Linked DNA regions of Homo sapiens: region 1 is linked to region 2. A link is a loop called in an ENCODE intact Hi-C map of the cell type or tissue named here. Cell type or tissue: ovary. All regions are shown on one strand. Each heading gives the region's core, and the rest is flanking DNA. Links, peaks and the distances in the headings are about the cores only.

Region 1 (16,568 bases), core at 935-5,934, 150 kb before region 2:
AGTGGCTCACGCCTGTAATCCCAGCACTTTGGGAGGCTGAGGCGGGCAGATCACGAAGTCAGGCGATCAAGACCATCCTGGCCAGCAGGGTGAAACACAGTCTCCTCTGAAATACAAAAAAAATAAGCCCAGTGTGGTGGTGTGTGCCTATAGTCCCAGGTACTCAGGAGACTGAGGCAGAGGAATAGCTTGAACCCGGGAGGCGGAGCTTGCAGTGAGCCGAGATCGCGCCACTGCACTCCAGCCTGGGCAACAAGAGTCAAACTTCCTCTCAAAAAAAAAAAAAAAAAAAAAAAAATGAGGAAAGACCTTTAACAGACATTTCTCCGAAGAAGATATACAAGTGGCCAACAAGCACATGAAAATGTACTCAACATCACTAATCACCAGGGAAATGCAAATCAAGACCACAATGAGAAATCACCTCATACCTGTTAGGATAGCCATTATTGAAAAACAAAACAAAAATCATAAAACGAGGGTTGATGAGGATGTGGAGAAATCGAAGCCCTTGTGCACCATTGGTAAGACTGCGATATGGCCCAGCCACTATAAAAACAGTATGGGCTGGGCACAGTGGCTCAGCCAATAATCCCAGCACTTTGGGAGGCTAAGGCGGGAGGATTGCTTGAGCCCAGAAGTTCAGGACCAGCTTGGACAACACAGTGAGACCCTATCTTTACAAAAAATAAAAAATTAGTCAGACGTGATGGCACACACCTGTAGTCCCAGCTACCTGGGGATCTGAGGTAGGAGGAGGCTTGAGCCTGGGAATTTAAGGCTACATTGAGCTATGATCAAGCCATTGGGCAACAGAGCAAGATCTTGTCTCATAAATAGATAAACAGAGACTCTTCAAAAAATTAAAAATAGAATTATCAAATGATCTAGCATTCCCACTTCTGAGTATATACCCAAAAGAATAGAAAGCAAAGTCTCAATGAAACATTTGTATATCCACATTCATAATAAGATCATTCACAGTAGACAAAAGGCAGAAGCAACCCAAGAGTGCATTAATAGATGAATGGGCAAAGAAAGTGTGGTTCATGCATACAAAGGAATATCATTCAGCCTTAAAAAGGAAAAAAATTCTGACACATACTATAGCATGAATGGACCTTGAAGACATTTGTTGTCAAATAAGCCAGTCACACAAGGACAAATACTGCATGATTCCATTTATATGGAATCTAAAGCAAAAAAAAAAAAAAAACCTCATAGAAGCTGAAAGCTGAAAGCTTGTTACCAGGGCTTGGGGAGGAGAGATGGGGAGCTGATGCTCAATGCATGTGGAGTTTCGGTCACACAAGATGAGAAAGTTCTAAAGTTAACAAGCCTGTACTCTACACTTACAAATTTGTTAAGAGGGTAGATTTCATCTTACATGTTTTTCACCACAATAAAAAAAAGACCGAGGCCAGGCGCGGTGGCTCATGCCTGTAATCCTAGCACTTTGGGAGGCCGAGGCGGGCCGATCATCTGAGGTCAGGAGGTCGAGACCAGCCTGACCAACATGGAGAAACCCCGTCTCTACTAAAAATACAAAATTATCCGGGTGTGGTAGTGCATGCCTGTAATACCAGCTACTCAGGAGGCTGAGGCAGGAGAATCGCTTGAACCTGGGAGGTGGAGGTTGTGGTGAGCCGAGATCGCGCCATTGTACTCCAGCCTGGGTGACAGAGCAAGACTCCGTCTCCAAAAAAAACAAAACCGAGAGAGAGCTGTCCCCTTGCAAGTCTTAAGGCAGCCACACTCTTCCCATCTAAGCCTAACTTCCCTCCCCTGCCATCTGTGGCAACTGCAGCTTCCATTAGGCATCCCTGATAACCAAGAAACTGTTAATTTTTCTTCCTGCCCCCTTCCCCAAAGGAGAGCCAGCCTAGACTGGCCATTCTTACAGGATTCAAGAATGGAGGAAAGTGCTTTTTCCCTCTTTCAAGTTGCCTCTAGTTCATGGTTTATTTTTTCAGTAAGTGTTTGTTGAGTGTCTACTATATGCCAAGCACTGTGGTGAACTTGGGAAACACAATATTGGATAGGACCAGAAGGACCCTGCTCTCAGGGAATTTACTTTCTAATAAACAAACAAGGTGGCCGGGCGCAGTGGCTCATGCCTGTAATCCTAGCACTTTGGGAGGCGAGTGGATTGCCTGAGCTCAGGAGTTTGAGACCAGCCTGGGCAACACGGTGAAACCCCGTCTCTACTAAAATACAAAAATAAAATAAAATAAAATTAGCCAGGTGTAGTGGCGTGTGCCTGTAGTCTCAGCTACTTGGGCAGAGGTTGCAGTGAGCCGAGATCGTGCCACTGCACTCCAGCCTGGGCAACAGAGTGAAACTCTGTCTCCAAAAATAAAATAAAATAAACAAACAAGTTAACTTCGGGAGGTGTCGAGTGCTATGATGCGACTAAACAGAACGATCTGTGAGCATCATGGGCATGTCCTAAAGTTCTCTCTGAAAAGAGGATGACTGCCTCGAGACTTAAAGTGAGAAGAATCAAGCTAGCAGGGATGGCATTCTGGGCAGAGGAAACAGTATGTGCAAAGGTCCTGGAGCAGAAAAGGGCATGCTGTGTCTAAAGAACAGAGAGAAGGCCAGTGTGGCCCCAGCACAGTGAGTGGGAGGGAAGCTGGAGCTGTAGCCGGAACTGGACTGTGCCGGGCTTCATAAACTGAAGTAGAAGCAAAAGCAAAATGTAAATTAATATTGCAAGGGATTGTCCTGAGAGATATTGTCAGCTACTAACATGCAAGTCACTCACTGAAGTATAGTATCCAAGGACATCCTTGGGTTCTCACCCAGGATCTGTAACTTGTTACCTGTGTGACTCTAAGCCAAGGGTTCTCAAACTCAGCTATGCATTTGAATCACCTGGAGGTCTTGTACAATGGGCTCCCGGGCCCCACCCCAGAGTTTCTGATCTGGAAAGGGCCCAGAGTTTGCGTGTCTACCAGGTTCACAGGTGGTGGTGACACTGCTGGTCCTTGGACCACATGTTGAGAACCATGCTCTAATGATCCTCTCCAGCAAGTCAGTGATTCTCTCTGAGCCTTTTTCTTCCGTGAAAGTGCCCTTCTGACCTGATTGATGTGATCATCAGATGAGATAAAATACAAAGCATAAAGCCCTTTTTAAAGAACAAAAAAAGACAGACACACAGAATGATCACCTTAACGGTGTTCACTAAGCTCCCTTCCTGTGTGTTTCCTTCACAGCTGATACAGAATTTCACATATGGCAAGAGCAGCTGACTGCTTGGGAGCAATGCCGGTTTTATTCCATTCACTCTACGTTTATCTAATTCTCTAAACACATAGGAGAACCTCCGGTGCTGAAGAATAGAGAGCTGCCCGCCCCGCCTGGGAGAAACCTTCAGATGCGCCCCCGTTGTTCCCCCGCCGACAGAGGCTTGATGCCGCTTCAAGTGCCCGCAGTTATTTTTGTCAGCCATCCTCTCCTCCCACTCCTCCCAAAGAAAGCATTCAGTGAGTCATCGGGAGACCCGGAGACATCTGACGGTTGCTCAGCTGGTATCCGGCCACTGAGGGGAAGGAGGAGTGTGTTGATGTCCCCTTGGACTCTCCTTGAAGAAACTGCATAGATTCACAGACTCCTGGAAAATCAGAATCCAGAATGTGCACATGATACACGTTTGGTGTGTGTGTTTATTTGTATTCACTCACGGATTCAACAAATATTTGTTGATTACCTGCCATCTACCAGACTTGTTTTAGACTCTGAGGACACAGCATGTACAAAACAACAAAGCCCCTCTCATGGGGTTTATGTGCGTAATAGTCACTCATAGAGCATGTACTGGAAGTCGTGAGGTGTGTAGTCTGGCAGGGAAGAGAGTCAGCCATCAGATGGATGTGGTGAGTGTTATGGCACTGAGATGGAGAGATATACTGGGTGGCGTACGGAGAAGCACAGGAGGAAGAGGCTTCCAAATGGGCACCCTGATAAGTGGACGTTAAATGGCGTGTGGCATCTTCCAGGTTCACTAAGGGAGGCTACTCTCCATTGAGTTAACCTCAAAAATGCATACATGGAAGTACCCTAACACGTGACCCCTTTCTCCTTTCCAATTTCTTTCTATGCTGGCCCCACCCCTAGGTCTTGGAGGTACATAGCTTGTTGTCCGGTTTCAGTTTCACAGCTGGAGAGAAACTTTGCCTCAGGAAGAAGTATACTGGGAGCCTCACCCATACTGGGTTTAGATGAGATTTAGATGAGATTTTGAACTTAAAAGTTGGTGCTGCAAAGAGTTAAGATTTGGAAACTGTTGGGATGGGGTGAATGTATTTTGCATGTGAGAATGACATTCATTTTTAGCCAGAGGGAGAAGCGTTATGGGCTGAATTATGGTCCCCCCAAAATTATTCATGAAGTCTAATACCCACAACCTCAGAATAGGACCTTATTTGGAGATAGGTCTCTAAAGAAGTAATTAAGTCAAAATGAGGTCATTAGGGTGGACCCCAGTCCAGTAGGATTGGTGTCCTTATGAGGCGATTAGGGCACAGACACCCACAGAGACACCCACAAAGGGATGACCACGCGAAGAGGCAGGGAGAAGATGCCATCCACAAGCAAGGAGAGAGGCCTCTGAAGGAACCAACCCTGCCAACACCTTGATCTTGAACTTCTAGCCTCTGGAATTGGGAAGAAACAACTTTCTGTTGTTTAAACCACCCGGGCTGTGGTATTTTGTTATGACAGCTCTAGCAAACGAATACAGAGGTGTTTGTGAAAAGGAAGCAGCACAGTGTGGTAGGGTAGGGTAGTACACTCTGGGCACCTCCAAACAGTTCTGCAGACTTGGAGTGTAGGGTGCAAGGGATGGAGGGGAGGCTGGAGAGATGGGCAGGGGCCCGGCCATGAAGGGCCTCTGGTGACAAGGATTTGGGACTTAATTCAGCATTCAAGGTATTGAGGTATTGAGGATGAAGTCAGGCTGGGCGCGGTGGCTTGCGCCTGTAATCCTAGCACTTTGGGAGGCCAAGGCAGGCAGATCACGAGGTCAGGAGTTCAAGACCAGCCTGGTCAACATGGCGAAACCCTGTCTCTACTAAAAATACAAAAATTAGCCCGGCGTGGTGGCAGGCACCTGTAATTCCAGCCATTCGGGAGGCTGAGGGAGGAGAATCACTTGAACCCGGGAGGCAGAGGTTGCAGTCAGCCAAGATTGTGCCATTGCACTCCAGCCTGGGCAACAAAAGCAGGACTCCATCTCAAAAAAAAATAAATAAATAAATGAAAGGAGGAAGTCGGATACAATGCTGTATTGCAGATATAGTACAATGCTGTATTATAGGAAGATCATTTAAAGGAGGCATGGAGGAGCTAAAAGGAGAGAAGAACTGGAGGCAAGAAGATAGGGGTCACACTAACAGACATAAAACATGGGTCAGACACCGTGGCTCACGCCTGTAATCCCAACACTTTGGGAGGCTGAGGTGGGTGGATCACGAGGTCAGGAGTTCGAGACCAGCCTGGCCAACATGGTGAAACCCTGTCTCTACTAAAAATACAAAAATTAGCCAGGCGTGGTGGCACGCGCCTGTAATCCCAGCTACTCGGGAGGCTGGGGCAGGAGAACCACTTGAACCCAAGAGGCGGAAGTTGCAGCGAGCCAAGATCGAGCCACTGCACTCCAGCCTGGGTGACAGAAAAAGACTTTGTCTTGGGAAAACAAAACAAAACAAAACAAAAACATGATTCTGGCTGGGACTAAGGCAAGGGTAGCCAGGATGGAGAGGTAGGGTCCCAGAGAGATGCTGGGAATGTAGAATCCACAAGAGTTGGCTGCAAGTTGGATGAGGAGCAGGGAAATGCTGAGGGAAAGAGAAGCGAGAGGAGCAAGGGTGTGGGGAGGAAGCGACCTCCACCCTGCACGTGTTGAGTTTGAGATGTGATTGTGCTCTGACTCCACACGCGCAATTGAGAACCAGCTCCTGCAGAAGGGAACTGAACCAAAGGCCTCGGAGGAGACTGCCTGGGAAGAGAAGCTGGACAAGGGCAAATCAGTGGACCAGTGTGCCATGTGGTATACTGAAGGAAGGGGGGATTCTCTGAGGAAGATGGAGAGGTGATGTCAAAGAGGAAGAAGGCAAACTAGGAAGGAGCAGGGTCTTGACCCCTACTGCATTGAGAAACAAGAGGGTGGAGAAAGCCCCAGACAGGAAAGAGCAGTCGCAATGGCAAATGCGGCAGACAGGTCAACATGAGGACTTGGAACTTGCCCAAGAGAGTGGCTCAAGAGAGTGAACCGAGCCCCTGCCAATAAATAAATATTTGTAGAATGAAGGAAAAACCCCTGGAAGGTGAGACTATGAGCACCATCTCCAAAGAGCGATCACTGCCGTATCATTTTATGCCTTTCCAATCTCGTACCGGGAATCCCCATCTTCCAAGTTGTCACTGAAATGACTAAAAGAGTATGAAAGTAGAGGGTGATTACACTAGACATAGAAGAAAACGGCCGCTCAGGCCTCAGAGACCTCAAGGAACTTCTGCGAGGCATGGCGGAAATAAGAGTAGATTCAAAGAAGTGCCTGCAGACCTTTAAGTCACCATGTGCAGAGAAAAGTGGAAAACCTCAGCAAAACCCCAGCAACACCCTGAGCATTGGCAAAAGGCATATTCTGTTACACACATCACAAGCAGGGGCATGCCAACCACTGTGCCAGGTACGGAGGCACTGCAAGAACCAAGACAGATGGAACCTGGCCCTCAGGGAGCTTAATTCTGGTAGGAAAGGTGGACAGTAAACAAGTAAACAAATCAAGCAAGGAATCACAGAGTATGATAAGTATGATGAATGAAATAAATGGCCGGGCGCAGTGGCTCACGCCTGTAATCCCAGCACTTTGGGAGGCCGAGGTGTGTGGATCACCTGAGGTCCAGAGTTTGAGACCAGCCTGACCAACATGGAGAAACCCCTTCTCTACTAAAAATACAAAATTAGCCAGGCGTGGTGGCGCATGCCTATAATCCCAGCTACTTGGGAAGCTGAGGCAGGAGAATGGCTTGAACCCGGGAGGCGGAGGTTGCTATGAGCCAAGATCATGCCATTGCACTCCAGCCTGGGCAACAAGAGTGAAACTCCATCTCAAAAAAAAAAAAAAGAAAGAAAGAAACTAGGATGGGCCAGGCACGGTGGCTCACGCCTGTAATCCCAACACTTTGGGAGGCTGAGGCGGGTGGATCACCTGAGGTCAGGAGTTCAAGACCAGCCTGGCCAACATAGTGAAATCCCGTCTCTACTAAGAATATACAAAAATTAGCTGGACATGGTGGCACGCATCTGTAATCCCAGCTACTTGGGAGGCTGAGAGAGAAGGACCCCTTGAATCCATGAGGCGGGAGTTGCAGTGAGCTGAGATTGCGCCACTGCACTCCAGCCTGGGTGACACAGCAAGACTCCATCTCAAAAAAATAAAAGAAACAAACTAGCATTAGCCAATAGAAACTGGACAGGGACTAGTTAAGATGTATGGCAGTCAGTTTATCTTGCTGAAATTTTTCCAGCTTGAGTTACATGACAGATCTCATGTATCATCATGTTGTAGGATCTATCACATTTTGCACAGTTAGAATTTTCTCCTGTCACGTTTTGGACAGCCACCACTGCCAATGTAGGAGTGGTGGGGGAGGGGTTGTTGGAAAAAAATTCTGTAATTTGCTCCCTGAGGCTACACTTTGATTCCCTGGGTCAAAGTAGCAGGGATGGGAGGCAAAGATGAGCCAGCAGAAGTGGAAGGGGACAGTGACCATATCCCAATGTCACAGAGTACATGCAAGAAACAATGTACAGCCATTTTTTATGCCCATTCCTTATTTCTCCTGATAATACAGCCTGCTCCAGGCACAGCAGGGATGCTCAACCCAAGTCCCTCCCAGAATTTTCAAGTGAGAGACAGGGAGGACGCTTCCTCTTTGGCCCAGCAGCTGTGAGGATATGAGCTTAGAGATCATGATGCTTTTTCCCTGCTGTGTGAAGAGGCTTAACTGCACAAAGAGAGAATGAAGCCAACACACCCAGAGCAGTGGGGATAAGAGGTGGAGAAAATGCGCCCTGCTGGTCCAGCTGTCCCTGCGGCCAGCTGCACCCCATCACTTCCTGTGCTTTGGTTCTCTGAGCCTCTTCCCTTTTCTGCCTAAACTGCTTTCAGGTGAGTTTCTGCAATTTGCAACTGTATTAGGGTTCTCCAGAGGAAAAGAACCAACAGGATGCGTGTGTGTGTGTGTGTGTGTGTGTGTGTGTGTGTGTGTGTGTGTGTAGAGAAAGAGAGAGACAGAGACAGAGAGAGATTTATTGTAAGGAATTGGCCTGTGCAATTATGGAGGCTGAAACTTCCCAAGATCTGCAGTCAGCAAGTTGAAGACCCAGGAGTATACATTCCAGTCTGAAAGCCACAGGCTCAAGACCCAAGAAGAGCAGATGTTTCTGTTTGAGACCAAAGACAGAAAAAGACCAATGTCCTGGTCCCCACAGTCAGGCAGGAAGGGGTTTCCTATTACTCAGCCTTTGTGTTCTACCCAGGCCTTCAACTGATGGGATGCAGCTCACCCACATTAGAGAGAACAATCAGCCTCACTCAGTCTACAGATTCAAATTCTGACCTCGTCCAGAAACACCTTCACAGACACAGCAGAATAATGTTTGACCAGATATCTGGGCATCTAGTGGCCCAGTTGAGCTGACAGATAAAATGGACCATCGGAGTAGCCTAAGTGTCTAATCGTGATGACGTAGCTGAAATCACACAGAGTGGGGATCATATCACAACCTACTCCTGAAGTCAAGGCTGTACTAAACAAAGCAAGGGCCCCTTGATGGCAGGCTTGAACTTGCGCTGCTCCTACCATTTAGCAGAGGGGACCCAAGCTAACCTCAGGGGCAAAGATCCCTGCCATGTTTGCCTCATTCAGAGCTCTCTCTGCTTCCTAAGGCTCCTAGCATCAAAATAGGCTCTTGGGGATTGGCTGTTTACTGGCTAGGGTGAGCTAAGCTGCTGTGACAAGTAGACCTAAAGATGTAAATTGGCTCAAACACAGGAGTTTATTTCTCACTCACATAAGCGACTGCAGCATGTGTTTTCAGCCGATGGGCAGCTCTCTGCCATAGGGCGATGCAGGGATCCAGGCTCCCATCATGGCTCTCCCATACAGCCTAGTTGTCATCTACATCTTGCCAGCAGAAGGGAAAAGGGAATTCTCAGAAGCCTTGGCCAGAGTGGCACACATCACTTTAGGTCTTGTTCCATTGGTGGGAGCTACTGAAATGGCCACACTAAACTGCAAAGAAGGCTGGAAAATGTAATCTGGTCTTGCATCTTGTTATAACTTCCATCACTACAAAAGGGGAACATGATTGGGGTGGGCAGAAAAGTCTGCTTTCTGAGAGAACTAAATGGCTGGCACTGGGGCATTTGGATTCTAGTTCTAGACCAGGATTTCTTAATCTTGACACCATTGGTATTTTAGACTGGAAAATTCTTTTCGCGGAGAGGAGGCCGTCCGGGCATTGTAGGATGTTTAGCAACATCCCTGGCCTCTACCCACCTGATGCCAGTAGCTCCCTCAACCCCAGTCATGACAATGGAAAATGTCTCTAAACATTGCCACATGACCTTTGGACACAAAATCACCCGCCATTGTTCTAGACAACAAGAGGAATGGTCAGAATCTTCTGTCAACCGGAGAGGAAATGTAATGAAGTGGCATGCTCACACTTCCTCTCTGTCACTTGGAAAGTGTGGCTACTAGTTTTTGCTCACAACATTGACAGAATAGCTGAGATGCTGACTTGAAGTTTCAGAGAGAACTGAGTGATAATGACTTCGAGCCCTCAGACTCTTTAGTGAGAGAGTAATGCCATGAGAATAATGCCCAGGGATTCTGCAAATGCTCATCACAGCCAGAACAGCACGAAAGGAAATGCCCTGTTAAGTTTCTTCACTTCACGCCGCACAAAAGTCAGAACAGGCCAGGTGCAGTGGCTTGTACCTGTAATCCCAACACTTAGGGAAGCCAAGACAGGAGGATGGCTTGAGTGCAGGAGTTCGAGACCAGCCTGGGCAACGTGGTGAGACCCTGTCTGTACAAAAATTTTTTTAAATTAGCTGGGTATTCGCCGGGTGTGGTGGCTCACACCTGTAATGCCAGCACTTTGGGAGGCCGAGGCGAGTGGACCACCTCAGGTCAGGAGTTCGAGACCAGCCTGGCCAACATGATGAAACCCCATTTCACTAAAAATACAAAAATTAGCTGGGCATGATGGCACGTGCCTGTAGTCCCAGCTGCTCCGGAGGCTGAGGCAGGAGAATTGCTTGAACCCAGGAGGCGGAGGTTGTAGTGAGCTGAGATCGCACCACTGCACTCCAGCCTGGGTGACAGAGTGAGACTCTGTCTCAAAAAAAAAAAAATTAGCTGGGTATGGTGGCATGTCCCTATAGTCTCAGCTACTCAGGAGGCTGAAGAAGGGGAATCACTTGAGCCCAGGAATTTGAGGCTGCAGTGAGCCATGATTGCGCCACTGCACTCCAGCATGGGTGACAGAGCAAGAACTTGTCTCAAAAAAAAAAAAAAAAAAGGCAAACTCATACTAGCTTTTCTGCAATGAACAGACTTTCTGAGTTATTTGTGTGGATTCTCTGAAACGTCTGTGAGAGACAAGATTTTTTGATACTTGCCTAACACAAGACGATGTTTGTAAACACTTGTAAAGTTCTTGTTATTTCTGAACATTGTGAGCTATAGAGTAGACAGACCCCTAGGAAAGATATTTCTTTGCAGGAAATGGACTGCCCTATTATAACAAGTGAAAATTCTTTGCAGCCTGGCGAAAACCAGAAATAATACCATCCAGCAAAGCTTCAGGATGCTTTACCTCCTGGAAACCCAGCCGTATTGTTCTAACTTCATAGGAAACTGATTTTCTGGCTGTAGCTGATGGGGATTACTTCGTGTTCCATGGGGATCTTTGGGACAAGCTGTAGTCTCAGACAATGAACTGTGGGTTTCTGTGTCACTGCCAGCATAAAATATTAGTCTCCTGATTCACGGAGAATATGCTAGACTCTTGAACATTAAGTAAAGACAGTTACATAAGTATTTTTTATTAGAAAGCTACTTGCGAGAGATAAACTACAAGGTCATAATCAATAAGGCTCAATTTGAAACACTGCTGAGAAAAGAGAATAGAGACTTTTTTTTGCTGCTGGAGTTGCAGACTTATGTCAGACTGAGATTTGTGTGCAAATATCTAAGTATTCATACTCCTCTGGCTGAGTGCAGTGGCTCAGGCCTATAATCCTAACACATTGGGAGGCCAAGGTGGGAGGATCCTTTGGGGCCAGGAGTTCAAGACCAGCCTGGGCAAAATAGCGAGACTCTCTCTCTACTAAAAAATACAAAATTAGCCAAGTGTGTTGGCATACACTGTAGTTCCAGATGCTCAGTAGGCTGAGTTGGGAGGATCCCTTGAATCCAGGAGTTCAAGGCTGCAGTGAGCTATGATCATGCCACTGCACTCCAGCCTGGGCAACAGAGTAAGACCCTATCTCAAAAAAAAGAAAAAAAAGAAAAGGTACTCTTTCTGATTATGAGCAATTTGGGTCAGAACAAGCATTTGATATTTCACAAACCCATGTCCATCATTCTCTCCAAACAGGCCTGAAAACACTAGACTTTTAGGCTTTTTGCCAGTTTCTACATAGTCTGGAAGCAAGAATGAATAAATCGGATAAGTAATCTTGCATTGCCGAGTGATGGTTCTAACTTCAAGGCGATCCTGTCACCCTCCTGCTCAGAATCTGTCCTATAGGCCATTCCCATGGCCTACAGGGAGTGTCCAGCACCTCACCCAGCCAGAGACTGACTCTCTGTAGTCTGGCCTCTGCTTCCTTCTCTACCCTATCCGCTGCTGGCCCAGGCTTCCTCTGTCACCTCGAGCCCCAAAGAACCAAGTGCAGAGCCATGAACACACCACGACATGTCAGGCCCCTGCATTGCTCAAACTTCTCCCTCCCTAACCCCCGAAGCTTGGTGACTACTTGTTCAGGCTTCAGAAATCAGGTCACATGTTACATTTTCCAGAAAGGCTTCCTGACTCGCACTGTAGCCTGCCAGAAGAACCAGCCACTCCCTCCCCTATATTCCTCAAGTCACCTGTAGGCTTTTATTACCCAGAATACTCTAGAGCACTCTGTTGCATACATTGCTCAACTGTGTGCCTTGTCCCTCTGAAACCATGAGCTCTGAGGACAGGGACAGTGTCTTATTCTTCTTGGGAGCCCCAGTGCCTGACACAGGATCTGGAGAATGCTTATTCACTAATAAGAGTTTATTGAGGCCAGGCATGGTAGCTCACACCTGTAATCCCAGCACTTTGGGAGACTGAGGTTGGAGGATTGCTTCAGCCCCAGAGTTTGAGATCACCCCGGGCAACATAGTGAGTCTCTGTCTCTATGAAAAATTTGCTGGGCATGGTGGCACGCCTGTAGTCCTAGCTACTTGAGAGGTTGAGGCAGGAGAATCACTTGAGTCCAGAAGTTTGAGACTACCGTAAGCTATGATCATGCCACTTCACTGCAGCCTGGGCAAAAAAGCAAGACCCCATCTCTTAAAAAATAATAATAAATAAATAATTGTTTTTAAAAAAGAGTTTATTGAACAAAAAAATGAACAATACTGCACATGCAAATGCTGATATGTCACTCTTCATTTTTTTAATTGTGGTAAAAAGTACACATAACATAAAATTTACTATCTCAACCACTTTTGAGTGTACAATTCAGTAGTGTTAAGTACATTCACTTTTTTTTTTTTTTTTGAGACAGAGTCTCACTCGGTTGCCCAGGCTGGAGTGCAGTGGTGCAATCTCAGCTCACTGCAAACTCCACCTCCTGGGTTCAAGCAATTCTCTGCCTCAGCCTCCCGAGTAGCTGGGATTACAGGCGTGTGACACCATGCCTGGCTAATTTTTGTGTTTTTAGTAGAGACGAGGTTTCGCCATGTTGGTCTCAAACTCCTGACCTCAGGTGATCCACCTGCCTCAGCCTCCCAAAGTGCTGGGATTACAGGCGTGAGCCACCGCGCCCAGCCACATTCACATTATTATGCAACCATCACCATCATCTGTCTACAGAACTCTCCCCATTTTAGAAAACCCAGACTCTCCATCTATCTACAGAACTCCACCTCCTTCTTAGGAAACAAAAACTCTACCCATTAAACAGTAACTCCCTATTCTCTTATCCTAGCCTCTGGCAACCACCATTCTACATTTTTTTTCAGTTTAATTTAATTTTTTGTAGAGAGAGGTTCTCACTATGCTGCCCAGGCTGGCCTCAAACTCTCAGCCTCAAGCAATCCTCCTGCCTTGGCCTTTCAAAGTGCTGAGATTATAGGCATGAGCCACTGCACTAGGCCCACCATTCTACTTTCTGTCTCTATGAAATTAACTACTCTAGGTATCTCATATAAGTAGAATCTTACAATAGCTCTTCTTTTGTGTCTCGCTTATTTCATTTAGCATAACGTCCTCAAGGTTTAGCCATGTTGTAGCATTTGTCAGGATTTCCTTCTTTTCAAGGCTGGATAACATTCCACTGTCTGTATATTCCACATTTGTTTATCCATCATCTATTGATAGACACTTGGGTTGCTTCCTCCTTTTGGCTATTGTGAAGAATGCTGCTGTGAACATGGGGTCACAAGTATCTGACTGAGTCCCTGCTTTCATCTCCTTTGGGTATATACCCAGAGGTGGAATTGCTGGATCACATGGAAATTCCATCTTGAATTTTTTGAGGCACCACCATATTGTTTTCCACAGCTGCCACGCCATTTTACATTCCCACCAGCAGGGCACAAGGGCTCTAATTTCTCCACATCCTGGCTAACACTTTTTATTTTCTATTAGGAGGCTTCTCTTATACTGACCCATGAAAAAAGGCAAGAGCACAACCGTGGTAGGCAGAACAATGCCCCTCTCCCCAAGCAGACTCACAACCGTATCCCTCAAACCTCTGAATATGTTACCCTACATGGCAAGAGGGACATTGCAGATATGATTGTATTAAGGATCTTGAGATGGGAACATTATACGAGAATACCTGCGTGGGCCTACTGTAATCACAAAGGTCCTTAGAAGATGGGGGCAGGAGGATCAGGGAGAGAAAGATAAAAACAAAAACAGGCCAGAGTGATGTGATTGCTGGAAGGGGCCATGAGCCATGGAATTCGGGCAACTCCTAGAAGCTGGGACAGGTGAGGAAACGAATTCTCCTGAGAGCCTCTATAAGGCGGGCAGTCTGCACACCTTGACTTTAGCCTTGCGAGACCCACTTCAGCTTTCTGACCTCCAGAACTGTGAGGTAATAGAACTGTGTTGTTTTAAGCTGCCAAGTTTGTGGTAATTGCTTACAGCAGCTCTTGGTACCTAATAGAACCACCTAATCGAAAAACAGACAAAATATGTGATCAGGCATTTAACTGAAAAGGAAAGAGATGGGCCGGTAAACAGATGAAGAGATGGTCAACAGCACCAGCTGTCTTAGTCAGCTCTGGCTGCCCTAACAAAATACCATAGGCTGTGGGGCTTATACTGCAGTCATTTATTTTCTCACAGTCCTGGAGGCTGGAAGTTGCAGGGAAACAATTCGGGTTCCTGCAAGGGACCTGCGTTCTTGGCTTGTACACAGCCGTCTTCATGCTGTGTTCTCACATGGCCCTTTTGGTGGATTGGGTGGCACAAACTCTCCATGGTCTTCTTACAAGGGCACTAATCCCACACTCAGGACTTCAACTAAATCTAATTACCTCCCAAAGTTCCCATCTCCAAATATCTTCACCCTGGGGATTAAGACTTTAATATACAAATTTTGGGGGACATAATTCAGTCCGTAGCATTTCACCCCAGTGACTCCCCCAAAATTCGTGACCTTAAAGCATACAAAATACATTTATTCCATCCCAACATAACCAAAAGTCTTAACTCATTCCAGCAACAACCCTAAAGTCTAAAGTCCAAAGTCTGATCTGAATGTTATCTAAATCAGATACGGGTGAGACTCAAGGTATGATTTATCCCAAGAAAACATTCCTCTCCAGCTATGAACCTGTGAAGCCAGACAAGTAAGCACTGTATTATGTGCTTACAAAATACATTGGTGGGACAGGCATAGGATAAACACTCCCATTTCAAAAAGGAGAAATAAAAAAGAAGGAAGGAGTGACAAGTTCCAAGTAAGCAAAAACCCAGCCTATGGTATTTATGTAAATGAAGGCCCAAATTGGATTCCATTTTAGTTGGCCAGGTAATCAGAAAAAATTAATAAGCTTATCAATAAAAGCATTGGAGGGGAGCAGAGGATATGGATGAGGGGAATCCAGTGCTACAGGGGAGGGGAAGTAATTTGCTGTAGCCACTTTGGAAAATAATCCAGCATTAATCTTAAAGTTAAATAATTCCACTCCTAGGACTATACCAGGTGTAGGAGGAGAATGTGTAAGAATATTTGTAGGCCAGGCGTGGTGGCTTATGCCTGTAATCCTAGCACTTTGGGAGGCCAAGGCAAGCGGAGCACGAGGTCAAGAGATCGAGACCATCCTGGCCAACATGGTGAAACCCTGTCTCTACTAAAAATACAAAAATTAGCCAGGTGTGGTGGCGCGTGCCTGTAGTCCCGGCTACTCCAGAGGCCGAGGCAGGAGAATGGCTTGAACCCAGGAGGTGAAGGTTGCAGTTAGCCAAGATTGCACCACTGCACTCCAGCCTGGGTGACAGAGCGAGACTCCGTCTCAAAAAAAAAGAATATTTACAGCAGCGCCCTTCACAATAGCAAAAACCTTCAACTTGAATGGCCATCTAGAGGCGAGTGGAGAAATAAATCAAGATACAAAGGACACAGAATGAATGAACTCCAGTGACAGGCAGCAATGAGGATGATTCTTACCAATACAATAGTACATGGGGAAAAAAAGTCTCTTCAAAAAAAAAAAAATACTGCAGGATGTATTTTTATCAAGTTAGAGACAACCAAAATAGAAATAGACACCCTTTAGGGACAAATATAAGTAAAATACAATGGCTTAAAAATGTGGAAACAGAGGAAATGTGGGGTGGGGGTAGGATAAAGCAAGGCAGGGTATGATTTGAAGTTAAAATGTGGACACAGGTACATGTAGTTTCAATAGACTAGTCTCTAGTTTTGTGTATTTTTGAAATTTTCCATTATAAAAAAGAAAGTTTAAAATAATATGAAGAGAAAAGGAAGGAATGATGAACATCAGATTCAGGATGCAGATATTGACATGGGGGGAGGCAGAGCAATGGGATGGCAGAGAACCCTATGAGTCAGTCACTTCTTGTCAAGGACCTGGCTTGGTTCTGTTTTGTTTTGCATGGTGAGTTCATGGACACCTCTTATGTAACAGATTAAATAACCAAATTAAAGTAAGCCATGCATGGAGCAATGAAGAAATAATTAGAGAATAGAGGGGAAAAGCACGAAGGCAGCTCACCCACAGTTCTCAGTGGCACTCAGTGG
Region 2 (16,568 bases), core at 3,481-8,480:
CAGACCTGGTCAACAGGAAGTAATTTTTTTTTTTTTATGGTGTCTCACTCTGCTGCCCAGGCTGGAGTACAGTGGCGCCATCTCAGCTCACTGCAACCTCCGCCTCTGGGGTTCAAGCGATTCTTCTGCCTCAGCCTCCTGAGTAGCTGGGACTACAGGTGCATGCCAACACGCCTGGCTAATTTTTGTATTTTTAGTAGAGATGGGTGTGTTAATCAGGGTTCTCCTAGAGGGACAGAACTAATAGGATATATATGTAGACACACACATAATGGGGTTATATATGTGTGTGTGTATATATATACATATACACACATAATGGAGAGTTTATTAACTATTAACTTACATGATCACGAGGTCCCACAATAGGCTGTCTGCAAGCTGAGGAGCAAGGAGAGCCAGTCCCAGTCCCAAAACTGAGGAACTTGGAGTCTGATGTTCAAGGGCAGGAAACATCTAGCACAGGAGAAAGTTGTAGGCTGGGGCCAGGGTTGATGATCACACCTGTAATCCTAACACTTTGGGAGGCTGAGGTGGGCAGATCACCTGAGATCAGAAGTTCAAGACCAGCCTGGCCAAAATGGGGAAATCCCACCTCTACTAAAAATATAAAAAATAGCCAGGTGTCATGGGGGGCACCTGTAATCCCAGCTACTCAGGAGGCTGAGGCAGGAGAATTGCTTGAACCTGAGAGGCAGAGGTTGCAGTGAGCTGACATTGAGCCACTGCACTCCAGCCCAGGCGACAGAGTGAGACTGTCTCAAAAATAAAAAAGAAAGATGTAGCCTGGGAGGCCAGGCCCATCTCTCCTTTTCATGTTTTCCTGCCTGCTTTATATTCACTGGCAGCTGATTAGATCATGCCCACCAGATTAAGGGTGGATCTGCCTTCTCCAGCCCACTGACTCAAATGTTAATCTCTTTTGGCAATACCCTCACAGACAAACCCAGGATCAATACTTTGTATCCTTCAATCCAATCAAGTTGACACTCAGTATTAACCATCACAATGGGGTTTCACCATGTTGGCCAGGCTGGTCTTGAACTCCTGACCTCAGATGATCCACCCACCTCGGCCTCCCAAAGTGGGGGGATTTCAGGTGTGAGCCACCTCGCCCAGCCTAGGAAATAATTTTTTGTTGTTGTTGTTGAGATGAAGTTTTGCTCTTGTTGCCCAGGCTGGAGTGCTGTGGCGCAATCTCAGCTCACCACAACCTCCGCCTCTTGGGTTCAAGTGATTCTCCTGCCTCAGCCCCTGAGTAGCTGGGATTACAGGCATGCACCACCACGCCCAGCTAATTTTGTATTTTCAGTAGAGACGAGGTTTTTCCATGTTGGCTAGGCTGGTCTCGAACTCCCAACTTCAGGTGATCCACCTGCCTTGGCCTCCCAAAGTGCTGGGATTACAGGCGTGAGCCACCACATCTGGCCGACTTTTTTTTTTTTTTTTTTTTTTTTTAAGACAAGATCTCACTGAGTCACCTAGGCTGGAGTGCAGTGGTACATTCATAGTTCACTGCAACCTTGAACTTCAGGGTTCAAGCATTTCCCACCTCACCCTCCCAAGTAGCTAGGACGCAAGGATAAGCCATCTTGCCTGACTAATTTTTTTTTTTTTTTTAAGTAGAGATGAGGTATCTTCCTATGTTGTTCAGACTAGTCTCAAACTCCTGGTGTCAAGTGATCCTTTTGCCTTGGCCTACTAAGGTGTTGGGATTATAGCCATAAGCCACTGTGTCCGGCCTGTTTTAAAAATAGAAATTGACAAGCTGTTCCTAAAATTTATATGTAAATGGAAAGGACCTGGAATAGCCAAACTATTATTTTAAAAAGGTAAGGCTGGGCACGGTGGCTCACGCCTATAATCCCAGTACTTTGGGAGGCAGAGGAGGGTGGGTCACCTGAGGTCAGGAGTTCAAGACCAGCCTGGCCAACATGTGAAACCCTCTCTACTAAAAACAAAAAAATCAGCCTGGTGTGGTGGCACATGCCTGTAATCCCAGCTACTCAGGAGGCTGAGGCAGGAGAATCTCTTGAACCTAGGATCCGGAGGTTGCAGTGAGATGAGATGGCGCCACTGCACTCCAGCCTGGGTGACAGAGTGAGACTCTCCCTCAAAATATATAAATAAATAAATTAAATTAAATAAACCCATGACAAGATGCCATTTCACAACCTCCATATGGGAAAAAAAAAAAATTAAAGCCAGGTGTGGTGGCTCACACCAGTAATTCCAACATTTTAAGAGGCTTAGGTGGAAGAATCACTTGAGGCTGAGAGTTTAACAGCCTGGGCAACATAGTGAGGTCCCCATTTCCAGAAAAAAAAAACCCAATAAAATTAAAAATTCAGACAATGTCAAGTGTTGGGTAGGATGTAGAGCAATAGGAACTCTCTCCCACTGCTGGCAAGACTGTAAACTGGTATAACCCCTTTAGAAACAAAATTGAATGTGCACATATCCTAGATGCAGCAATCCAACTGCAGTTATTATAAAAGAAAAATTGTCCTAAACCTGGCTTGGGGTGGAATATTTTTGGGTAATGTAATTCATAACCTCCTCAAGGAAGACAGTAGTATTCCTAATAAAATATTTGGGCCAGGAATGTTGTCTGATGCCTGTAATCCCAGCGCTCTGGAAAGCCAAGTTGGGAGGATCACTTGAGGCTAGGAGTTTGAGACCAGTCTGGACAACATAGCAAGACCCTCCATCTCCACAAAACTTAAAAAAAATTACTTCATGTGGTGGCATGCACCTGTAGTCTTAACTATTTGGTGGCTGAGGCAGGCGGATCCTTGAGCCCAGGAGTCAAGGCTACAGTGAGCTATGATCATACCACTGCTCTCCAACCTGGGTGACAGAAGGAGATTCTGTCTCCCACCCTGCCCCACAACAAAAAATTTAAGCAATTTTTTTTTTTTTTTTGAGATGGAGTCTCACTCTGTTGCCTAGGCTGGAGTGCAGTGGTGCCATCTCAGCTTACTGCAACCTCTGCCTCCCGGGTTTAAGCGATTATCCTAGCTGGGACTACAGGTGCGCACCACCACGCACAGCTAATTTTTGTATTTTTAGCAGAGACAGGGTTTCACCGTGTTGGTCAGGCTGGTATCAAACTCCTGACCTCGTGATCCGCCCGCCTTGGCCTCCCAAAGTGCTAGGATTACAGGTGTGAACAACTGCGCCTGGCCTGAAGCAATTTTTTGATAGTTTCTAATCGAATTAAGACCTCTCCTGAGAAGCTAGATACCCACTCATGAAGATGATTATCAGCTGTCAGTCAAGAGTCTAAAGATCTTTAATTAGGCATTTCTTTTGTATACAGTCTAAACAGTGATTATGTAGTCATTTTCCCCCATTGTTTCTACCAAGAGAGAAATCTTTGACTTAGTCTGTCAGAGGCCTTTGTTCTTGTAGCAAGACTATAGTGAAACTTTGTCACATGTTCATAATCAAATTGCCTGAAAGTATTTTTATTTTTAAATGTTTTCTACTATTTATTTTTTGAAGCAGGGTCTTGCTCTGTCGCCCAGGCTGGAGTGCACTGGCATGATCATAGCTCACTGCAGCCTTGCCTTCCCAGGCTCAAGTGATCCTCCCTCCTCTGCTTCCCAAATAGCTGGGACCAACAGGCATGCACCACCACACCCAGCTAATTTATTATTTTTTTTTTGTTGCAACAGAAGTCTCACTATGTTGCCTAGGCTGGTGTTGAATTCCTGGACTTAAGTGATCCTCCTGTCTCGGCCTCCCAAAGTGTTGAGATTACAGGCGCGAACCACTGTGCCTGGCTGAAAAGATTTTTAAACACCTCATACCCTAGAGAATCTCTTGCGCATGTGTGCCAGGAGAGATGAACAAGAATGTTTATATCGGCATTATTCAGAATAGCAATAACTGTAAACATATATTCTATCAACAGAAAAATGGACAATTGTAGAAGGTTCATCCTGTGCAACAATGAATACATATCAACTCTAGGATACACATCAATATGCATGAATCACAAAAGAAAAGTCTCAGAAGAATGCATGCATTATTTGTTAGCTTATTATAATGAGTTCAAAAACAGATGAGACGGCAGGGCGTGGTGGTTCACACCTGTAATCCCAGCACTTTGGGAGGCCGAGGCAGACCAGTCACCTGAGGTCAGGAGATTGGTCAGTTCAAGACCAGCCTGGCCAACCTGGTGAAACCCTATCCCTACCAAAAATAAAAAAATTAGCTGGGCGTGGTGGCATGAGCCTGTAGTCCCAGCTAGTCAGGAGGTTGTGGCAGGAGAATTGCTTGAACACGGGAGGCGGAGGTTGCAGTGGGCAGAGATCACACCACTGTACTCCAGCTTGGGAGACAGAGTGAGACTCCGTCTCAATAAATAAATAAATAAATAAATAAATAAATAAATAAATTAAATTAAATAAAAGTAGCCAGGCATGGTGGCACATGCCTGTAATCCCAGGCTCTCGGGAGGCTGAGGCAGGAGAATCACTTGAATCCAGGAGGCGGAGGTTGCAGTGAGGCAAGATCGCACCACTGCACTCCAGCCTGGGTGACAGAGTGAAACCCTGTCTCAAAAAACCCCCCAAGAAACCAGATGAGACTAAATGTTATTTAGATATATGTACTTATATGTGATAAAGATGAGCACAAAAGTCAGAAGGGTGGTTACCTCTTGAGGAGCGGTGAGGGGATGATGGGGCACATCAGAGAAATTGATAAAGCTCCATTTCTTGTCATAGTTGGACATTCTTCTTATTATTTGAATTCTACATGTACGTGATATACATGAGTATAGCAATAAAGAGTTAAAATCACTCTTGCTGCCCTGAGGATGTAGTTTGGGAGGTGGTGGGGGGAGACTCTGGTGAGTTCAGTGGATGTGGGAAGAAGTTCAGGACATCTGAGGTCATTATCCATCCTTTTGTTTTGAGCTCTACCACTTGCTAGCTGTGTGACCCTGAGTGAGTTACTTACACTCACCCTCAATTTTCTCAGCAGAAAAATGTGGACAATAAAAGTGCTTGCCTTTTTGTGAAGGCTGTTAGACAAAGTTTGCAAAGTTCATCTCAGCACAGTGCCTGGTGCTTAGTAAACACTCAGGACTACCACATAGGGCTGCACAGGAAGAAGGGATTTTTGTTTTCTAATTCACTCAGAGGCATTGACAAAGATTCTTTGCTTGGACAAACTTCAGTCAGGCTTCTGAACCTTCTCCAGAGGCCCATCTGTGCACTTCCTTATAAATCCAGTTTTAGCAAAAGAACTCTTCTAAGTGATTTTAGCCAGAACCCTGTATCTTGATATCTGATCATCTTCAATATCTGATTAGGTTTCTCATCCCCCATCATCCTCCAGCTGATGTTGGGTCACCTTGGCCTGTCTTCAGCAAGAGTCCTGTTAGGTGGGTTTGGCCAGAATCCCCCTTACTCCTCTTAGTAATTTTCCATCCACTGACCTCCACCCTGCTTCTTGGCTGTAAATTCCCCCTTGCCCATGCTGTATTTAGAGTTGAGTCCAATCTCTCTCCCCTATAGCAAAATCCCATTACAGTGGTTCCTATACCCATCTTGATGGTCCCAGATAAAGTCTTGCTTACTGTCCTTTAACAAGTATTATTGAATAACTTTTAACAGCATCAGGCAGCTTTCCAAGTTCTGGGCCTAATAGGTTGTGTCTGTCCAGGAGAGGCTTCGTTTTCTTCTTGGCACAAAGGTTAGTGGTGCCCCTGAAAATGCTGAGAAAAATAACATTTACCACAAGCATGCTGATAAGAGGGATATAAATATTGAGATAAATAGTACCATCAGGGAAAGAAATGAGGCCTGCCACATAAGCTGAGAAATTTGAGTGCTCCTGCTATGGTTGAGAGCCTGCCAGTCCACCCTAAACTCCGTCAAAGTCTTTCCCCACTTGTATGAGGCTGGAGTAGCTTGGCGGCCTCTCAAGCCTGAGGGTACAAAATAGTGCCCCTTAGTTAATTGCATTAACTCTTTCTCACTGCCCGGTATATATGACACATGCCTCCTGCCCCCTAGTGGCTGTTGTGGATTCTGCACACTCCCAGGAGCTAAACAAGAATTCTGTTTCTGGAGGGAGCCTTACCGGGTATAGCTCAAAACAAGCACAGACAGATCCAATCTGAAAAGCACATTTGCATATGAAGGTACCATTATTTACTCTCTTATGCTTCTGTATTTCTAGCAGCTCTGCCCGCCCCCCCCATAGGAACTTACAGAGCAGTGCTTTAGAGAAAAGCAAATCAAACACGCCATACCATTTTCAGATTCCCTTAAAATCCTATACAGATTTACCAGGATTTTTTTCCCCTTTGGAGTTGAGTGTTGCATCTGTTCTCCTTCTGTGAACACATCACATACTAGATCTGTTTCTCCTTATCCTGAGTCACCAGAGACTTCATCATGTTGGTTTTAGGGGCCTAAGATGGAGCCAAAAATGCCCACTTGAACATTTTTTTCAGGCTGGGTGTGGTGGCTCACACCTGTAATCCCAGCACTTTGGGAGGCCGAGGCAGGAGGATCACCTGAGGTCGGGAGTTCCAGACCAACCTGACCAACATGGAGAAACCCTGTCTTTACTAAAAATACAAAATTAGCTGAGTGTGGTGGTGTATGCCTGTAATCCCAGCTACTCGGGGGGCTGAGGCAGGAGAATCGCTTGAACCCAGGAGGAACAGGTTGCAGTGAGCTGAGATCGCACCATTGCACTCCAGCCTGGGCAACAGAGCGAGACTCCGACTCAAAAACAAAAATTCAGCTGGGTGCAGTGGCTTATGTCTGTAATCCTAGCGCTTTGGGAGGCCAAGGTGGGTGGATCAATTGAGCCCAGGAGCTCGAGACCAGCCTGGGCAACATGGCAAAATTCCATATTTACAAAAAAAATTAATGAGTCGTGGTAGCCTGCATCTGTGGTCCCAGCTACTTGGGGGGCTGGGGTGGGAGGATCCCCTGAGCTGGGGAGGTCGAGGCTGCAGTGAGCTGAAATCTTGCCACTGCACTCCAGCCTGGGCACCAGTGAGGCCCTGTCTCAAAAAAAATTTTTTATTTTTTAAATTGTGAAAAACACATACATACACAAAAGTTTGGGCACGGTGTCTCACACCTGTAATCCCAAAACTTTGGGAGGCTGAGGTGGGCAGATCACCTGAGGTCAGGAGTTCGAGACCAGCCTGGCCACCATACAGTGAAACCCCATCTCTACTAAAAAATACAAAAATTAGCTGGGTGTGGTGGTGCACTCCTATAGTCTCAGCTACTTGGGAATCTGAGGCAGGAGAACTGCTTGAACCTGGGAGGTGGAGGTTGCAGCGAGCCGAGATCATGCCATTGCACCCCAGCCTGTGTGACAGAACAAGACTCCATCTCTCAAAAAAAACAAAAACAAAAAACAAAAAACAAAAAAAACCCACGAAAGTTACCGTTTTAACTCTTTTTAAGTGTACAGTTCAGTGGCATTAGGTATGTTCACACTGTTGTGCTCCCATCACCACCATCCCTCTCCAGAATTTTTTTCTTCTTCCCTAACTCTATACCCATTAAAGAACTTCTGGCTGGGCGCAGTGGCTCACATCTGTAATCTCAGCACTTTGGAAGGTCAAGGCGGGTGGATCACCTGAGGTCAGGAAGTCAAGATGAGCCTGGCCAACATGGTGAAACCCCGTCTCTCCTAAAAACACAAAAAAATTAGCTGGGCATGGTGGCAGGAACCTGAAATGCCAGCTACTCAGGAGGCTGAGGCATGAGAATTGCTTGAACCTGGGAGGCAGAGGTTGCAGTGAGCCGAGACTGGGCCACTGCACTCCAGCCTGGCCTAGAGAGCAAGACTCGGTCTCAAAAAAACCAAACCAAAACAAAAAACTCCCTAATCCCCCTACGCCCAGCCCGTAGTAACCACCATCCTACTTTTTGTCTACTGATTTGACTACTCTAGGTACAAAAACGACCACTTTTGATTTTCATGAGTGGGCGTCGATATTGGGACTCTGCTGCCGTATTGTCCATCCACAATGTGCAAATGATGAGGCATTCTTTCTTTATTCATTCTGCTTGTGCTTTAAAGTCCAGGAAGAATTCTTTTTTTGTGTGGTAAAATATATGCTGTATAACATAAAATTTTAACTATATAAGTGCACAATTCAGTGGCAGTAAATATATTCACAATGTGCAGCCATCACCACTCTTTCCAGAACTTTTTCATCACCCCAAACAGAAACACATTAACAATAACTCGGGCCAGGTGCAGTGGCTCACGCCTGTAATCCCAACACTTTGGGAGGCCAAGGTGGGCGGATCACCTGAGGTCGGGAGTTCCACACCAGCCTGACAAACATGGAGAAACCCTGTCTCTATTAAAAATACAAAATTAGCCTGGTGTGGTGGCTCACGCCTGTAATCCCAGCTACTTGGGAAGCTGAGGCAGGAGAATCGCTTGAACCCAGGAGGCAAAGGTTGCAGTGAGCTGAGATCGTATCATTGCACTCCAGCCTGGGCGACAAGAGTGAAACTTCGTCTCAAAAAACAAAACAAAACAAAACAAAAAACAGTAACTCCCCACTCCCTCCTCCCTCAGCCCCTGGCAATCTCTATTCTACTTTCTGTCTTTATGAATTTGAATTCAGGAAGAATTTATTTATTTTTTTGAGATGAAGTTCCACTGTTTTTGCCCAGGCTGGAGTGCAGTGGTGCGATCTTGTCTCACTGCAGTGTCCACCTCCCGGGTTCAAACAGTTCTCCTGCCTCAGCCTCTCGAGTAGCTGGGATTACAGGCGCCCGCCACCATGCCTGGCTAATTAAATTCAGGAAGAATTTAATGTCATATATGGTAGGGAAATTTGCTCAGTTAGAATGGCTACAGAATGGGTTTTTCATTGTCTACATATGACATTTTAGTTCAGAAAACAGCATATATTGAATAAAAGTTATAAATCAGGAGTGGTGGCTTCTGGCACTTTGGAAGACTGAGGTGGGAGGATGCCTTGAGCCCAGGAGTTCAAGGCTGCAGTGAGCTGTGATCATGCCACTGCACTCTAGCCTGGGTGACAGAGTTAGACCCTGTTTCAGAAAAAAAAAAAAAATAGATGTTATGATTTAGCAAGTCTTATCAAAACCTACCCAAACTCAATGTATGTTACTAAGAGGGTATAATACAGATGATGAAAATATTTTCCAAAGGACCCAAGAAAGCATATAAGATCCTGTGATAAGTGTTTTGAGTTTATTCTGTTTCTCTAGTTATATATTTTTTCATTTATAACATATAAATGTAATTTTGTTTTATCTTTCTTCTTTATCAGGCCACCTAGACAGGAGTAATAAAAATATATATACCTATACACACATCCTGGCAAAAGTCCTAAATTCCACGGGAAAAGAGAGAGGTGCACAAGTTTTCACATTGAAGGAAGAGGCTGTTGTATAAAAGGAAAACAAAACTAGCATTAGAATTCTCCTTCCAGCCAGGCATGGTGGCTCACACCTGTAATCCCAGCACTTTGGGAGGCCAAGGTGGGAGGATCACAAGGTCAGGAGTTCGAAACCAGCCTGGCCAACATAGTGAAACCCCATCTCTACTAAAAATACAAAAATTAGCCGGGTGTGGTGGCGCATGCCTGTAGTCCCAGCTACTGGGGAGACTGAGAAAGGAGAATCGCTTGAACCCAAGAGGCGGAAGTTGTGGCGAGCCAAGATCGCGCCACTGTACTCCAGCCTGGGCAACAGAGCGAAAGTCAGTCCCAAAAATAAAAATAAAAACAAACAAACAAACAAACAAACAACTCATTTCCAGCCAGCACAGTGACTCATGCCTGTAATCCCAGCACTTTGGGAGGCTGAGGTGGGCAGACTGCTTGAGCCCAGGAGTTCGAGACCAGCCTGGCCAACATGGTGAAACCCTGTCTCTAGAAAAAATATAAAAATTAGCCGGGCATGGTGGTGCATGCCTGTGGTCCCAGCTACTTGAGAGGCTGAGGCATGAGAATCACTTGAACCAAGCTGGCGGAGGCTGTAGTGAGCTGAGATCGCACCACTGCAAAAACGAGACTCTGGAGAAAAAAAAAAAAAGGCTCAAACCTATAATCCCAGTGCTTTGGGAGGCTGAGGCAGGAGAATCACTCTAGCCCAAGAGTTCGAGACCAGCCCGAGCAAAATAATAAGATCCCTGTCTCTACAGAAATAAACAAATAAAATGAAAAAATAGCTGAGCGTGGTGGTCCCAGCTACAGGGGCTGCTGAGGTGGGAGGATCCCTTGAGCCAAAGAATTCAAGGCTGCAACGAGCCATGATCAAGCTGCTGAACAACAGCCTAGGTGACAAAGTGAGACCATGTCTCAAAAAAAATTCTGTCCCCAGACAAAATGTCATTCATCTTTTGGGGCAAAAGCAGATGATTCAAGCACTTATGTACCCAGTATCACCCATGCACCCTACCTGAGGAAAATACTTAAAAGTTCTCTAGGCTGGGCCCAGTGGCTCACACCTGTAATCCCAGCATTTTGGGAGGCCAAGGCGGGCAGATTACGAGGTGAGGAGTTCAAGACCAGCCTGGACAACACGGCAAAATCCCGTCTCTACTAAAAATACAAAAATTAGCTGGGCATGGTGGTGGGTGCTTGTAATTCCAGCTACTCGGGAGGCTGAGGCAGGAGAATCGCTTAAACCTAGGAGGTGGAGGTAGCAGTGAGCCGAGATTGTGCCACTGCACTCCAGCCTGGGCAACAAGAATGAAATTCAGTCTCAAAAAAAAAAAAATTATCTAATCAATCCCTAATCATATTTAAAAAGAGACCTCAGGCGGAGTGCGGTAGCTCACACCTGTAATCCCAGCACTTTGGAAGGCTGAGGCGGGTGGAACACTTGAGGTCAGGAGTTCGAGATGAGCCTGGCCAACATGGTGAATGCAACTACGTCTCTACTAAAAATACAAAAATTAGCTGGGTATAGTGGTGTACCCCGCTAGTCCCAGTGACTCGAGATGCTGAGGCAGGAGAATTGCTTGAACCTGGGAGGCGGAGTTTACAGTGAGCCAAGATCATGCCATTGCACTTCAGCCTGGGCGACAGAGCGAGACACCATCTCAAAAAAAATAAATAAAGTAAAATAAAATAAAAAGAGACCTCAGTATTGGGTAGATGGTGAGCACAATGCTTGTTGTGAACAATTGATCTTGTAATAAATATATCTAAATAGATAGTTCATTCAACAAATATTTTGAGTACTGGGCTCAGTTCTTGGCTCTGTGGACACAAAAGAACAACAAAAGTAATCAGCAATTCTTGGAGCTGGTCTTATGGTTATGATACCAAATAAGAAATAGAAAGTGTAAATGTTCATGAAGGAGTCTTCAAAAGAAAGTATACTTCAGAGAGGCTGGGCACTTTTCCACTTTCAGTGGGAAAGTGAGGAACTAAAAATCTCAATTTCCAAAATTTTCCTCTAGGTGAAGGTTGGGGAGTGAGTGAGTGGATAAAATATTTTGGGAAACATATTTGTTGATCAATTTGGCAACATTACTAGAGGAACACAGGTTTTATCATAACTACTAGATATGAGAAGGGAAACCACCACCATTATAGAGACAAATGATAGAATTTCCAAATCAACAGAAGGCAAAAAGGGAACACAGAAAACTTTTCCAAGTCAATATAAAGAAAAAGATAAGGGCCGGGCGTGGTGGCTCACATCTGTAATCCCAGCATTTTGAGAGGCTGAGGTGGGTGGATCATGAAGTCAGGAGCTCGAGACCAGCCTGAACAACATGGTGAAAGGCTGTCTCTACTAAAAATACAAAAATTAGCTGTGCGTGGTGGCATGCGCCTTTAATCCCAGCTACTCGGGAGGCTGAGGCAGGAGAATTGCTTGAACCCGGAAGGTGGAGGTTGCAGTGAGCCGAGATCATGCCATTGCACTCCAGCCTGGGCAACAAGAGCGAAACTCCATCTCAAAAAAAAAAAAAAAAAAAAAAAGTAGATTGAATTTTTAAAAAGTTCACCTATTAATTATTTTCATTTAAAAGTGTTGGCTGGGCATGGCGGCTCACATCTATAATCCCAGCACTTTGGGAGGCCAAGGCAGGCGGACCACTTGAGGCCAGGAGTTTGAGGCCAGGAGTTTGAGACCAGCCCGGGCAACATGGAGAAACCTCATCTCTAGTAAAAACAAAAATTAGCTGGGCATGGTGTCGGGTGCCTGTAATCCCAGCTACTCAGAGGCTGAGGCAGGAGAATAGCTTGAATCCAGGAGGCAAAGGTTGCAGTGAGCCGAGATTATGCCACTGCACTCCAGCCTGGGTGACTGAGTGAGACACCATCTCAAAAAACAAAAACAAATACAAAAACAAAAATCAAGTGATCGCTGGGCGCAGTGGCTCGTGCCTGTAATCCCAGCACTTTGGGAGCCCGAGGCGGGCAGATCATCTGAGGTTGGGGGTTTGAGACCAGCCTGACCAACATGGAGAAATCCTGTCTCTACTAAAAATACAAAATTAGGTGGGCATGGTGGCGCATGCCTGTAATCCCAGCTACTCAGGAGGCTGAGGCAGGAGAATAGCTTAAATCCGGGAGGCAGAGGTTGTGGTGAGCTGAGATCACGCCATTGCACTCCAGCCTGGGCAACAAGAGCGAAACTCCATCTCAAAACAACAACAACAATAACAACAACAACAAAAATCAAGTGATCCATTACATGTGGATCCATGTCTCAACCCTCCATTCTGTTCCAGTGATCTGCTTACCTATCCTTAGACCAGTTCCACTTTGTTTAAACTACTTAGCTTATTTCCTTAGTTCTGAAATCAGATACATCAAGTCCTCCAAATTTGTTCTTCTTCAAGATTGTTTTGGCCCTTCTAAGTCATGTGCATATCCACATAAAGTATAGAATTGGCTGTTAATTTCTACAGAAAAGCCTGATGTAATATGCTATATCAATCATATTTCTAAGAAAATCCCTCACTTCCTCCAATTTGATAGCCTTAACCTCATTCCTTTAATTTTCAGTTTTTCACTTCTAGTCTTCTGAGAGTTAGCCTAATGAATAATTTTCATCTTATTCTAGTTACTCCTTGATTTTCCAATGCCATGATTAAATCAACTCAACTTCATTCCCAGAGTCAGACTGTTCCGAGCACATGCCTTTTTTGTTTGTTTGATCGTTCTGAGATCGAGTCTCCCTCTGTCGCCCAGACTGGAGTGCAGTGGCACAATCTTGGCTCACTGCAACCTCCGCCTCCCATGTTCAAGCGATTCTCCTGTCTCAGCCTCCTGAGTAGCTGGGACTATAGGCGCGCACCATCATGCCCGACTAATTTTTTGTATGTTTTAAGTAGAGATGGGGTTTCATCATGTTGGCCAGGGTGGTCTCGAACTCTTGACTTAAAGTAATCCACCCGTCTCGGCCTCCCAAAGTGCTGGGATTACAGGCGTGAGTCACCACGCCCGGCCTCTTTTTTTTTTTTTTTTGAGATGGAGTTTTGTTTCAGGCTGGAGTGCAATCTCACTGCAACCTCCACTTCCCAGGTTCAAGCGATTCTCCTCCCTCAGCCTCCCGAGTAGCTGGGATTACAGGCGCCCACAACCATGCCCAGCTATTTTTTGTAATTTTAGTAGAGACGGGGTTTCACCATGTTGGCCAAGGTGGTCTCGAACTCCTGACCTCAGTGATCTGCCCTCCTTGGCCTCCCAAAGTGCTGGGATTACAGGCATGAGCCACTGTGCCCAGCCAGCACATGCCTTTTTAATTGCGTTCTTGAGTTTTGGGTTTGCAATAACTATTCAATTATTTTCTTCACCTCAAACCTACTTAATGATATAATGTCTTTAAAATAATAGCCTAACTTATGTTGTTGTTCTTCTTCTTCTTTTTTTTTTTTTTTTTTTTTGATACAGAGTTTTGTTCTTGTTGCCCAGGCTGGAGTGCAATGGCCGATCTCAGCTCACTGCAACCTCCACCTCCCGGGTTCAAGTGATTCTCCTGCCTCAGCCTCCTGAATAGCTGGGATTACAGGCATGTGCTACCACGCCTGGCTAATTTTGTATTTTTATTAGAGATGAGGTTTCTCCACGTTGGTCAGGCTGGTCTCAAACTCTTGACCTCAGGTGATCCGGCACCTTGGCCTCCCAAAGTGCTGGGATTACAGGCGTGAGCCACCATGCCCAGCCATGTTCTTCATTTTTAAATTGAGCTAAGTCTTACACACACTGAAGTGTTTTTATGTGTTTTACACACCTCCATAACTACCACCCAGATCAAGATAATGTAGAGAACATATCCAGTATCTTTTTTTTTCTTTGAGACGGAGTCTTACTCTGTTGCCCAGGTTGGAGTGCAATGGTGCAACCTCCGGCTCACTACAACCGCCACCTCCTGAATTCAAGCGATTCTCCTGTCTCAGCCTCCCGAGTAGCTGGGATTACAGGTGCCTGCCAGCATGCCCAGCTAGTTTTTGTATTTCTAGTAGAGACAGGGTTTCCCCATGTTGGCCAGGCTGGTTTCAAACTCCTGCCCACCTCCGCCTCCCAAAGTGCTGGGATTACAGGCATGAGCCACTGTGCCTGGCCATATCCAGCATCTTAGAAGAGTCCTTTGTTCTCTTTCCCAGTTAGTTCTCCTCAAGGATAACCACTCCCCACACCCAGCTTTTTTTTTTTTTTTTTTTTTTTGAGACAAGGTCTCACTCTGTCACCCAGAGTAGAATATGGTGGTGTAATCACAGCTCACCGCAGCTTCCACCTCCTGGTCTCAAACTCCTGGGCTCAAGCGATCTGAGCACCTCGGCCTCCCAATAGTGTTGGGATTAGGCATGAGCCACTGCGCCCGGCCTACGTGCCGTTTTAAAATGATGTTCAAGAATAAGCAAAACCAACCTATGGTGGTAAAAGAACAGTGATCGCCTCTGTTTTCTTTTGCCTGAGGGAAACTCTGGTGTGCTGAAAATGTTCTGTATCTGAAGTGGTGGTGGTCACATAAGCTGTACATCTAAGATATTTGCACGTTGCTGTGTGTAAACCATAATTCCAACAACAACAACGACAAAATGGCAAGGTGGGGCTCGGTGGCTCACGCCTGTAATCCCAACACTTGGGGAGAACTAGGCGGGAGGATCGCTTGAGGCCAGGAGTTAGAGACCAGCCTGGGCAACATAGGGAAACCCGGTATCTACAAAACAACAATAGCAACAATTCGCTGGGGCGGGGGGGGGGGGGGGGGGGCGCCGCCTGTTGTTCCAGCTACTCAGCTACTCCAGAGGCCCAGGCGGCAGGATCGCTTGAGGCCAGGAGTTCTTGGCTACACTGAGCCGAGATCCCGCTACTGCACTCCAGTCTGTCAGATCCTGTATGGAAAAAAAAAAAAAAAGACAAAATAGTTAAACTATGCCTTTAATTCAATAAACTATTAAACTAACAATACCATGAAGAAAATCAGAATAAAGAAGAAAGATAGGCTGACGCAGGAGAATCGCTGGAACGGTGAGGCGGAGGTTGCGTGAACCGAGATCGCGCCACTGCACTCCAGCCTGGCGACAGAGTGAGACTCCAAAAAAGAAAAAAAAAAAAAAAAAAAAAAGAAAGATAGGCTGGGCCCGGTGGCTCAGGCCTGTAATCCCAGCGCTTTGGGAGGCCGAGGCGGATGGATCACCTGAGGTCGGGAGTATTCGGCACCAGCCTGACCAACATGGTGAAACCCCGTCTCTACTAAAAATACAAAATTAGCCGGGTGTGGTGGCGAATGCCTGTAATCCCAGCTACTCAGGAGGCTGAGGCAGGAGAATCGCTTGAACCTGGGAGGCGGAGGTTGCGGTGAGGCGAGATCGCGTCACTGCACTCCAGCCTGGGCAACAAGAGCGAAACTCGGTCTGAAAAAAGAAGAAGAAGGAGAAGGAGAAGAAGACTATCTGGGTTCCATCAACGATTCTCGTGCCTTTTGTCTTTAAACTTTGGTGCTGCCTTCATCAAAATCATACTAATGAAATTCGACGCGCGGGTCATTCATTTAATTAAAATGAAACCCCAAATCTGTTGACTATTGGTATCCTCATGACACTGTTCTATAATGTGACAGAAAAGACGAAGGTGAAGAACTATGGTTTCGGCCGCTGTTACACAGGAGGTAGCAGGTGGCAGGCCGTTTACACAAATTAGCTCGTTTTTGGAGACGAAGTTACCCCAGGCTGCCCGCTCGGATGAGCCTGCGAATTCAGGCCCAACCCAGGCCCCTCCAGGTCGGGAAGGTACGAAGAGCCCGCTGGATTCACACAGGGCAGGGGCGCCTTCGCAGGTGCGAGTGGATTCTGGGTATCGCGAGCGTAGGCCCAGGCGCAGCCCCTCTGCCTGCGGGACTGAACAGGCAGGTGCGTCCCAGCGGCCGGGCGGGCCGGGTCTCCCTCCTGCGGGCAGGCGCCGCGCTGCGGGGCGCGGCTGGCGGAGCGGGGCAGCCGGGCGCAGCGCCCCCTGGGCCTGAAGACTGGCGGGCGGCGGGGGCGCGCGCAGGCCGGCGGGGGCGCGCCGCGCTGCGAGGCCTGCGCGCCAGGCTGCGGGAGCCATGCGGCGATCGAGGAGCTCT

The links. Hi-C counts contacts between places; a loop is a spot of excess contacts. Peaks named below come from ENCODE experiments on the same cell type or tissue, not always from the same donor. Only the 100,000 strongest peaks of a DNase experiment are listed, where the experiment ranks them.
Region 1: a loop joins it to region 2, with 3 times the contacts of the local background. A loop is called at or near these places in 77 of 110 quality-filtered maps.

The regions. Positions count from the first base shown.
Region 1 is chr17:16,503,692-16,520,259 of GRCh38, reverse strand. LOC124903936 (a long non-coding RNA gene) reads right to left here. Exons shown (of 3, transcript XR_007065641.1): 3 at 16,551-16,568. Among named protein-coding and RNA genes, the nearest start is that of LRRC75A, 20 kb to the right of the region's middle. RefSeq lists an enhancer at 2,777-3,976. In ovary, for the core only: no CTCF peak of the experiment used is centred there; a DNase peak (open chromatin) is centred at 3,446.
Region 2 is chr17:16,353,416-16,369,983 of GRCh38, reverse strand. CENPV (centromere protein V) reads left to right here and starts at 16,515. Exons shown (of 5, transcript NM_181716.3): 1 at 16,515-16,568. The coding sequence starts at 16,548. RefSeq lists silencers at 5,937-6,056, 16,306-16,455, 16,516-16,568. In ovary, for the core only: a CTCF peak has its summit at 6,029 (motif pointing left); a DNase peak (open chromatin) is centred at 6,033.